Linked DNA regions of Mus musculus: region 2 is linked to region 1. The links are chromatin loops, found by intact Hi-C in ENCODE. Cell type or tissue: gastrocnemius. All regions are shown on one strand. Links, peaks and the distances in the headings refer to the core of each region. The heading gives the core; the rest is flanking DNA. Region 1 has its middle 29 kb from the start of Gm46023. Region 2 has its middle 40 kb from the start of Gm46023.

The links. A loop is a pair of places that touch in the nucleus more often than their neighbours do. Peaks named below come from ENCODE experiments on the same cell type or tissue, not always from the same donor. Only the 100,000 strongest peaks of a DNase experiment are listed, where the experiment ranks them.
Region 2: a loop joins it to region 1, with 2.0 times the contacts of the local background. A loop is called at or near these places in 6 of 42 quality-filtered maps.

What each region holds. Positions count from the first base shown.
Region 1 is chr7:145,096,853-145,099,769 of GRCm38, reverse strand. No RefSeq gene overlaps it. Among named protein-coding and RNA genes, the nearest start is that of Gm46023, 29 kb to the right of the region's middle. In gastrocnemius, for the core only: a CTCF peak has its summit at 1,246 (motif pointing right); no DNase peak of the experiment used is centred there.
Region 2 is chr7:145,027,805-145,030,721 of GRCm38, reverse strand. No RefSeq gene overlaps it. Among named protein-coding and RNA genes, the nearest start is that of Gm46023, 40 kb to the left of the region's middle. In gastrocnemius, for the core only: no CTCF peak of the experiment used is centred there; a DNase peak (open chromatin) is centred at 1,338; H3K4me3 peaks cover 37 bases; H3K27ac peaks cover 165 bases.

The DNA of each region.
Region 1 (2,917 bases), core at 300-2,799:
GACAGTCAGATATGGGACAGGGACTCAGGGCTTCATAGGCCATTTAAGACACAGATCGGTCTCACTGGGAGGTAGAGAACTCGGGGCTGACTTGTGGCTTGGCTGTGGTGGGACCAGGAGAGAAGGGCAGCGATTCCCCAGTGTTTGAGCAGCTGGAAGAACAGTCATTCCTAGGGATGGAGGAGACAGGCTTGGGAAGCAGGTGACTCAGCCTGGATAAGGAGCCAGCAGGCTCTGGATCTGAGCCCAGGTCTGGAACCCCAGTCCTTTAGTCCCCCAGATTGTCTTGGTTAGTCTCTTCACTTCTAAGATCTCTGCACCTTCACCGGAAGGTGAAGCTTTGGGTTGCAGTGGCCCGGTGCTCCTTTCTTTAGTGGCATCCATACCCGCACATCGAACTTCCGTAATAAACTTCCAGTCAGAAAGACTGCTGTTGCTATGGTAATAGCACTGTTGATTGATGTGGATATGAGGCTTATTTTTAATGGTGAGAGAAGTAGGAGTGTGTGAGTTGTGTCGGTATGACAGTGATGATGGGTGGTGACAGTTAACGTAGTGGTGGATCTGACAGAGGAGGTGTTGGCGGTCCCGGGTATGGTGATAGCGCCCTTTGGATGGTGACAGTGATGAGGGGATGGTGATGATGCTGGTGCTGTTGGTAGTAGTAATGGCAGTGATTAATAGTGGTATGGATGATGGTGATGGTTTTGGTGGTGATGCTGCTGATGGTGGTAGTGGTGATGACAGTATCGGTGGTGGTGGTGGCAGTGGCAGATGTCAGTAACTGAGACAGATATGCACAGTGACACCTCACACGTGACATGAGGGTGAAGTAGTGAAAGGCAACCTGAGGTTGGGTTCAGAGTCATGATCCCTTTCTGCTCTACCTAGGAACCTGCTTGCTCTCGTCTACGTCTCTCCAAAGCTGCAGTATCTGAGTGTGCTCTCCCTTCTGGACACACCGAGGATCACAGTTACTGAAACTTGGAGTCTCTGGAATTGATCTAGGACTTGAAGGTCTTTGCTTCCCATGGCCACCGTGGCATCTGTGATCTTTGGTGGCGCTGGCTCTGACCTTCCTCCATGACAACATCTTCTTTGAAGAACCGTGTGCCTTTTTCAGTTCTCATAGTGTGGTTTGGAGGGACTGGCAGTGTGAGGACTCTTCTCTGACCACAGTCACAGTGGGGTAGGCATGTGACACAAGCTGACCAAGAGTCTCCCTGTGACTTTTCCTACCCAGCCAGCAGGGGGAGCTGTCACTTGGCTCAAGAGACAAGGGTGACAACTGTCACCTTTCTTATCCCGAAGGGTGCCTGTCTGCAACTGAGGACACCAAGAGAAGCAGAGACACAAACAATGAAGGAAGCTGTGGAGACAGAGGTAGTGTGGACGAAGACGGTCAAGGAATGGTTGCAGAGAGAAGTCAGTGGCTGTGTTTGAGCACCTAGATCCAGCTGTGCCTGAAGATGACAGGATACATCCATCCTGAAGCTCTGAGTCTTAGGAGCCACATGACAGTCTCTGGTAGTGAGCTGAGTCCATGTGTTTTGCATCAGTTCCCAGTGGCTGACCTCCTCCAGCTCCTAAGACCCCAGAACCTTCCTAAGAAAACAAACTTATGACAGGGCTAAATTCTCAGTTTGGGGACAAAAGATTCCTGTCTAGTCAGACCCAAATATGGCTCCTTTGCATCTTCTTTGCTAGGAACAGACTGGGACTGACCCAGCTCCAGCCAATGCTACCCAACCCCCACCATGGACACCACAGCAGCAGCCCTGCTAGGATAGCTTCTTTTCATTTTACAAAATCTCACAACTAGTTAAACCAATACAGGATGGCAGGGGCAGGAGAAAGATGTCACCTGATGGCTATCCTGATGTCAGAGAGAAACCCAAGAGACCCAGCAACCTACTCCTCAGACTTCTTGAGGTGCATGCCTTCTGTTTCCTGCCCGTGAAATGATAACTTAGGGCTTTGTTGGCCACCAATACATTCTAGAACCTTCCTGGATGAGTGTGGTGGCTGCTTCCGTGTTGCCCATAGCTTGATGTGCCCCAAGCTGTATCTGTAGGCCATTCCCTACTTCCTGTTATGAGATACAACCCAGGAGAACTGTGCCAGGAATACCTCAGAGTTGTGACACATTCAAATTTGAGAATGATCAGAGAAGAAACACTGTACTTATTTTTGACATTGTGCACAGGTGACTTGCTGCACTGTGTGTGTGTGTGTGTGTGTGTGTGTGTGTGTGTGTGTGTGTGTGTGTGTAGGGGGGTGGCTATCACGGAGGCAAGGACTACAGACATTATACGAGCTCTGCATTTTCATGCTCTCTGAGACATTGTGAGCCACCTGGGTAGATGGTGACAAGGCCCATATTGGTGACAACACAGATTTTATGTATTTCTAAAGAAATCAGGAGGCTGGAGGGATGGCCCAGCTGTAAAACTACTTGCTGCTTTTGTAGATGACCCGAGTTCAGTTCTCAACATTGACCTTCAGTGGTTCACAACCACCTGTAACTCCTGATGCAGAAGATCTGATGCCTCCTTCTGGACTCTGAAGATACCTACACACACACACACACACACACACACACACACACACACACACACACACAATCTTTGAAAAAGAAGAAATGGAGATGGGAGGCAGCTGAGGAAAGGCAGGTGGCTTCGTTAAGGTGGCCAGCCATGTGGCTTGCCAGGGACTTTCCTGATTGGTTTTGTCATTGAAAGTCCCCATGGTGGGAACTATTGCTTGGGAAAACCAGGACAGTGGGTCACCCACTGCCCTACCTTCCGGGGCATGTCCCCCAAGGGCTGTGTCACCTCTGGCACGTCCTGTGCCTACTTCTAGGACATTTGCTTCCAGGCTGCCTCCCACACTGGCTTCTGGGAAAGTGTTTGCCTAG
Region 2 (2,917 bases), core at 113-2,612, 69 kb after region 1:
CCCTCTGAGTCTGGGGCCCGCCCTAGCTGCCAGTAGGAGCATAAAGCTGGGGCCCCAACCGATTCCATCTTGGATTACTGGTGCTCAGGTTTACAGAGACCTCAGGAAAAATGTTTGGGAGGGAGTGGGCTGCTGCGGGCATGGCTTGACCTGATGCTTTTTAAATGAGTTAGCTAATTAGTAAATAAAACAAAACAAGGTCACAATCAGCCGAGGCTTACCTCAAATTCACAATGTAGCTGAGGATAATCTTTAATTTCTGATCCTTCTGCCTCTACCTCCTCAATGTTGGGATTACAGATTGCAAGTGTGCACCACCATTGCCTGATTTATGTATTGCTGAGTTGGAACCTAGGACTTCATACATGCTCAGTAAGCGTGCTATCAACTGAGCTATGTCTCCAGGTCCCAAGGCTGCTTCTGAGGTCTATGTACTGTCCTCCAGCCCCCAAGACTCTGGATCTGGAACTCAGACAATATCACTGCCAATGGGGTCCAGAATGCCACAGACCACTGTTGGAAGAGGAAAGACAGAGGCCTCTCCTCCTTGTAGGGCCATGTGCAGTTTGTTGTCTTGCAGAGCCTGACTGCACGCCCTTGCTGTAAGAGAGCGAGGGATAAGCCAGGTGACAACCGGTCCTCGGACAAGGTGAATGTCCCCCTGATGAAACAGTCCAGCAGGACCCATCAGGGACCCAGAACTCATTCCATTCCTGGGTGGTGGCAAAGTTGGTAGTGACCCAGGAGCAGAGAGGCTCCTGTTCCTTGCCAGGCAGCAGGTGCGACAAAGGCAGCGGGAACTATGGTCTCCAAAGCCCCATGTCCTTCTCAAGCATGGCCACCACACTGCTCAGTGGAGCCACTGAGCACGGGGACACACAGAATTTTCTCAATGGAAAGATTTCCTCATAGCAAGTATTTCGCCAGGGCCTCTTGGGTTGTGAAGGAGGCTCCACTGCTTCCAAGTATGTTGAGCAAGCCTAAGAGCTTAACTCAAAAAAGTAACAACAGTTGGGATGTAGCTGAGTCTTAGAGTGTTTGGGTTTGATTTCCAACACCACATAAACTCAGGATGCTGGCACATACCTGCAATCCCACAGCTAGAGAGATGGAGGCAGGAGAATCAGGAGTTTAAGGCTAACCTTGGCTACCCAACAACAACCACAAAAGCCCAATGAAGTCTGTGGTTGGAGGAGGCTGGCTGCACAGCTGAGCTGAGCTTCAGGTGGCAAAGCCCCTCCCCAGATAGGGCTCCTGGTTCCTCCTTTGTGCGGTGGTGGGCAGAGAAGGGCATTCCCATGCTGCTCTGCAGCACGTATGCAAAGCTGGATGCTCACAGAGACAGGTGAGAAAACCAATGCCCCTGGTGGGCAGGACGGTAACCACATGCCCCCAGGCTGCTCTCATTGCAGATGGTGTGAACCTAGGAGTCAGAGCTGCCGAGCATAAATAAGGGAAGCAGAAAACAGAGAGGGCTTGGTGGGGAAGCCAGGATACCACTTCTCTCTTCAGTCCTGGGCTGAGGCAGCCTCCCTCTGTTCATCTTCTTCTCAAACAGAAGATGTTAGGGGTAGAAAAGCCCATGGGTTCCCAGACCAAGGCAGGCACATTGGCTTCAGCAATACAGAGAGAACCCTTAGAAATTTAGTGACACATTTTCTTGTGGCTCAGAAGCATAGATGTACCCCAAGTGACTTGTAGACTGTCCCTTATCTCCCAGGACCTGCCTGTCCTCCTCGGCTGCCAATAATGGCTCCAATGGAGTTTCAGAGTCAGTCAGCAGGCTCAAGATGATAAAGTATTCCACATCTTCAGACATGAAAATATATGTCATAGAGTTAGGACATGGTTTTTGGAATGTTTCAGTCAGTACACACAGGTCACACTGCAGTAACACCCCCCACCCCCACCCTCCACACCACCCCCACACCACAATGGCTTAAAGTACAGTTGCAAATGTTCCCCATTAAGAGCCATATAATAAATAGGTTTTCAGTCTGTCTCAAGTAAAGTGGCTTCTGAGAGTGTAGATGTGACAAGGCCATGTTCTGGTAAGACTCCATCTGTGGAGAGACAGCAAATAGATAATGTGATGATTGGTCTGGGATCAACTAAGAGACAGGTCTTGTGGGCATTTCCAGGAAGGCAAACTGAGAAGCTGCTCCTACCAGAGTGGGTACCACCTTCTGGAAACAGACCAGATCTAAAGAACTCCTGGGGGAAAATAGGCCTATCATCTGCCTGCCTTTTCCCCTTGCTTGTAAGTGCATCAACACTGTTGCCGCTGCTGCTGCTGCCACCACCGCTGCCATAGCTGCTTTCTTCCACCATCCTTCACTGCTGTCAGGACCTTAACTCTTCAGCCTTCCAGTGAGGACTAAGGACCAGCAGCTTCTGTGAACCCTCCGGGTTCTCAGACTGTGACGTTGACCTTGTGGCATGGGTTCTGTCAGATCCTCAGCCTCCTCAGCATATAGAGGTCACTGTTGAACACTCTTGCCCATGTGGTGTGAGCCAATCTAATAAAGCCCCCTTGTGATATATTTTCATGATAATTACTCCTCCAGAGAACTCTTGACTAAAACAAATGGAAAACAGGCCACCAGTCAGGCCTCAACTGGACGACCCAAAGAGGGGGCTCCCAGGGACCAAGTACTTCTGTTCAGGTCTTTGCCAACTGTCCAAACATTTCCCAACCACCTTTATAGAACTTGTCTTAATCAGGGTTTCTATTCCTGCACAAACATCATGACCAAGAGCAAGTTAGGAAGGAAAGGGTTTATTCAGCTTACACTTCCATACTGCTGTTGATCACTGAAGGAAGTCAGGACTGGAACTCAAGCAAGTCACAAAGCAGGAGCTTTGGAGGGATGTTCTTTACTGGCTTGCTTGCTTCCCCAGAACAAAGACTACCAGC